Linked DNA regions of Homo sapiens: region 1 is linked to region 2. Evidence: chromatin loops called from intact Hi-C (ENCODE). Cell type or tissue: heart right ventricle. All regions are shown on one strand.

What was found. A loop is a pair of places that touch in the nucleus more often than their neighbours do. Peaks named below come from ENCODE experiments on the same cell type or tissue, not always from the same donor. Only the 100,000 strongest peaks of a DNase experiment are listed, where the experiment ranks them.
Region 1: it touches region 2 in a loop (1.9-fold over the local background); 1 of 110 quality-filtered maps calls a loop at or near these places.

Annotation. Positions count from the first base shown.
Region 1 is chr2:105,770,658-105,773,157 of GRCh38, forward strand. The region is part of intron 1 of NCK2 (NCK adaptor protein 2); the gene reads left to right. Among named protein-coding and RNA genes, the nearest start is that of NCK2, 27 kb to the left of the region's middle. In heart right ventricle, no CTCF peak of the experiment used is centred here; a DNase peak (open chromatin) is centred at 1,352; H3K27ac peaks cover 2,235 bases.
Region 2 is chr2:106,029,402-106,031,901 of GRCh38, forward strand. No RefSeq gene overlaps it. Among named protein-coding and RNA genes, the nearest start is that of ECRG4, 35 kb to the right of the region's middle. In heart right ventricle, no CTCF peak of the experiment used is centred here; a DNase peak (open chromatin) is centred at 1,420; H3K27ac peaks cover 2,500 bases.

The DNA of each region.
Region 1 (2,500 bases), 260 kb before region 2:
ACAGAGTGCTATATTGCCTAGGATATGGATATCGATATTTAGTAATCTGAATTATTTTTCATTATTTTAAACTTAAAGATCTTTAACAGGTCAAGAAAAATAATACTTCTGAAAATGTATTTCTACCCCTTTAAAGTATTTCAGATCCAGGAAGTCATTTTGGGTTAAACAGTTTGGCATTTCAGTTTGCTTATCATTTCAATCTTCAGTGTTTGGCAATTCTGATGTTAATATCATGATTTCTTTTTGTTTGTTTGTTTGTTTTTGCTTTTGTTTTTGTTTTGAGACGGAGTCTCGCTCTGTCGCCCAGGCTGGAGTGCAGTGGTGCGATCTCAGCTCACTGCAAGCTCTGCCTCCCGGGTTCACGCCATTCTCCTGCCTCAGCCTCCCGAGTAGCTGGGACTACAGGCGCCCGCCACCATGCCCAGCTACTTTTTTGTATTTTTAGTAGAGACGGGGTTTCACTCTGTTAGCCAGGATGCTCTCGATCTCCTGACCTCGTGATCCGCCTGCCTTGGCCTCCCAAAGTGCTGGGATTACAGGCGTGAGCCACCGCGCCCCGCCCAATATCACTATTTCTATCCCCTTTTATATTTTCCATTCTGACTTTCTAGTAAAAAAACATGAGGGCTGGCGGGGTGGCTCACGTGTGTAATCCCAGCACTTTGGGAGGCTGAGGCAGGTGGATCACCTGAGGTCAGGAGTTCAAGACCAGCCTGACCAACATAGTGAATCCCCGTTTCTATTAAAAATATAAAAATTAGCTGGGTGTGGTGAGGGCGCCTGTAATCCCAGCTACTTGGGAGGCTGAGTCAGGAGAATCACTTGACCCGAGAGGTGAATGTTGCAGTAAGCCGAGATTGGGCCACTGTACTCCAGCCTGGGCGACAAGAGTGGAACTCCCTCTCAAAAACAGAAAGACCTAATTTAGACAAATATTTCAAGAAGTTTCCCATTGTTTCTAATCATGTCACTTAGGTAGAAAGTAATGTTCTTTTCTTATCAATAGAAGGCAGCTTTTTTAAAGCTGATGTTTCTCAAATAGAGGCTACTGAGATTTGCTTTGAGTTCATAAAGCTTTCTAGAAAAAGCATGTACCTGGGTTGACCGCTACTGGCAGCTTTTTCTAACCATTGTTTTCTTCTGTCTGAAGTAAAAACCCTCTGGTGTGAAAGCTGCCATTCCTTTGTGAGGCCTGCCCATCACTCAGATCTATATTTTTCTCCGCAGCTGTTCCCAGAAGCTTCCTCAGACTGACTTCCTCCCTCCCAGGGCTGTTCCAGGGCCTCATTTTCCACTCCCTCCCAGACACCCTTCAAAATTGGATATTGTCGTCAAAGTGTCCAGGAACTCTTCAGCTCTGAGTCTTTGAGAACTCAGCTTGTAAGCTGCGTCCTGCCTGTGGAACTGCCGATCCTGGCTCAGCCGAGGGCAGTGTCTGAAGGATGGCGGAGGGGGTAGCGTTTGCAGAGGCTGAGAATGCTGTGTTAGCAGTTTCCACCGGTGTCTTCCCAACAGCCTCTCGGAGCCTCCTGGGAACTCTTGATCTCTTTGGCCCTGAGTTTGAGAACCATAGATTTATTTAGACTGTTGATTTTTAACTTTCTCAAGGCTCAGCTCATTATTTGTTTATTCCCAAAGGAGAGCCTTCTGCCCCATGGAATAAACAGCACTAAGCATCCTTCCCATTTGCCTGTGTTTGGTCAGGATAAGAACCTAGAAAAAGGAAAATGTTCCTTTCTTTGTTCCCGGGGAATGTGGGCATAGTCCTGGGTTTCACTTTAGCCCACCTGATGTCCTGCCTTTTAGATAGCTGATCTAGCCTCACAGATGTGCTTCTCCAGAAGTGGCCGGATCTCTGGTCCTCCTCCCTCCGCAGCACTGGGGTCAGCCGCATGTTACTGATGCTGGGTTAAACATTGAGCCAGTACTTGCCTGTCACTGTTGGCTCAGCATGCAGTCATTATTGCAGAGGACATGGGAATAAGTCAATGACAAAAACACTGTGCTTCTGACTTCAGGGAGGCTCAGAGGCATTAGTGACCTCCTACTAGAGTTTTTCCCCGAAACTCTTCTTTCTGGAATTGACTTCTTCTCCCCTCCCATTTTCACAGTGAGTGCAGCTTCCTTTCATCTGGGAACCAGAGTCCTCCCTGTCCTTGCCCTGCATCTAGGTCTCCTGGTCCTTCCTTCACAGTGTGTTCCTGGCGACCTCCCACATCATCCCACGTGTCCACATTTTTTTTTTTTTTTTGAGATGGTCTCCCTTTGTTGCCCAGGCTGGAGTGCAGTGGTGTGATCATGGCTCACTGATGCCTTGAACTCCTGGATTCAAGCAATCCTCCTGCCTCTGCCTCCTTAGTAGCTGGGACTACAGGTGTGTAGCACCCCACTCAGCAAATTTTTTTTTTTTAATTTTTCTGTAGAGACAGGCCCTCACTGTGTTATCCAGGCTGGTCTGTAACTCCTGGCCTCAATCCATCCACCTGCCTCAGCCTCC
Region 2 (2,500 bases):
AGACTCCCAGGTGTTCAAGGTCTCAAATCTAGGAAGGCTGGATTAAAATGCATGATAAATATCTGCTCTGTGACTCTATGTGGAAATCAAAGAAGAAGCTGTATTTTTTTTTCTTTTTAGTCTGAGAAGAACAGAGATTTGGGACCTGACAGTATATGAACAGGAGAAGGAGTAAATCCTGACACACCCCACCACTCCAATTTTCCCAGCAAAAATCTTGGGCAGGGTGTGGACATCCACAGATTGTAGAATGAGGTGTTAAGCATACTCTGACCTACATCTCATGGAATAGATGGGTCCAGGTGCTGTAATCTGATCAACCCCCTTCCAGTAAGAAAATGCCTTAAAACTTCCCTTTGAAAATAAGAAAACTACCTAGATAGAAGAAATTATCCCAGCCATAGGGAACTAGGCAGCATATTCTGTTGCCTCTTATCAGAGTCTGGCCCTAACTGGCTGTGTGTCTGCAGGCAAGCCATTTAGCCTCTCTGGGCTTCTGTTCAATGAAGGGCTCTGGGGGATTTCTATCTATTATTTTGCACTCAGCATTCACAGTTTAGTCCATTCACTTCAGGGAAACTTTTTTCCTGTACTTTTTTGAGATATAATTTATACAAAGTGCACAATGTAGTGTACAGCTTGATGACTTTTTAGGCGCACACACACACACACACACACACACACACACACACACCCCTCATGTAACCACAACCCTGATCAAGATATGAAACATTTCCCACATCCAGAATGTGTCTTTGCGTTTCTTCCAGCCAATACCCCACACTCCAGGTTTAACCACGGTTCCGACCTCTATCACCATGGCTTCGTTTTGCCTGTTCTTGAACTTCATATAAAATAGAATCATACAGTGTACTTTTGAACGTCTGGTTTCTTTCATATATAACATGATACTTTGAGATCCATCCGTGTCATTTTAGGTAGATTTTAAAAACTGCAATTGAAAATTCTGGAATAGAAAATTATTCCTGGCTTTTAAAAATAGACATGCCATGTACAGGAAGGATGGGGAGATTTTCTAGGTCAGCAGAGGGTGCAGCGTTGTCTCCTCTGAGACCGGAGATCTTGATTCAAGCTGCAGAATGTGATTCTGTGGCTGATCCAAAGATTTTATGAACAGTGAGTAAGGCAAGGAGGAAGGGGAGAGGGGAAAGAGCGGGAAGGGAAGGGTGGGTGAGGAAGAAGGCAGGGGTGCTGGGGAGCTGCGGGAGCTTGCGCTTCCTTTTCTGGCATCTACTGTTCTCTCAGATCAAGTACAGTTGTGTAAACAGATCTGTGCCTGGAATGTAAGGAAGGAGGGAGGGGAGCCAAGTAAGTCAGAGACTGCTGGAAAACAGGAAGAACTTGCCTGAAATAGACTAGCTCGTGCCTTCAGGATGGGACTCCTGGAGAAGCCATCAGGCCTGTGAATCAGGCACAGCACAGTAGAAGCACTACCTGGCATTGTGCTGTCCAGGCCTGGGGTGGCACTGTCCCTGTCCGGGCCCCTGTACTAAGTAGTCGAGTATTAATGGGCTGGCAGAGCAACTAGCCAAGCAGAGGCCCCCGTGGCTTAGGGGCTCATCTTTACTCAGCGAGATGAGTGTGGGACTGGCGGGGACTGTCCCTTCCAGTCCCCACTCGTCTTCCCCTCCCACTCCACCCCCAGCCAGCTGCTCTCAGCATCAGGGTGTTGAAAACTTGCATCACACTACATGGAACGTTGTAATTGTGAAATAGTTCATGAGAGATGGAAGGTGGACTTTTACCTTTGAATCTTTGTTCATAAACAAATGGTGCTGTACCCAGTGGGAATTCCACACCATCTCCCAATGCATCCCATCAGTAACAGGTTTTTGCCTCTTTACCTGCGTTTCTCTTAACTGTGATTATTATTTTTTTGAGATAGGGTCTCACTCTGTCACCCAGGCTACAGTGCAATGGCATGATCTCAGCTCACTGTAACCTCTGCCTCCTGGGCTCAAGCAATACTCCTGCCTGAGCCTCCTAAGTAGCTAGGATGACAGGTATGTGCCAGCACGCCCCACTAATTTTTGTATTTTTTTTTGTAGAGACAGGGTTTCACCATGTTGTCCAGGGTGGTCTGAAACTCCTGGGCTCAAGCAATCCACCCGCCTCAGTCTCCCAAAGTGCTGGGATTACAGGCGTGAGTCACCATGCTTGGCCTAATTATTTTAATGAAGTATTAAAAAATTATTTTTTGCTCTGACGAAAGCTGATCTTGTATTCTCCCCCATTCTCTGTTCACTTTATTATTTCCTTACAGGCCTTAAGCAACTGGACACTTCTGTTTACATACTAACAAAGTCCATGGATTCAGGTACACTGAGGAATCAGTTGCTGCTGTTTCCATTAAGACTTTTGGCCTTGAAAAAATATCTTTTAAAAAAATAATTTAGACTTTTTTTTTTTTTTTTGAGACAGAGTCTCGCTCTGTCACCCTGGCTGGAGTGCAGTGGCCCAATCTCGGCTGGCTCACCAC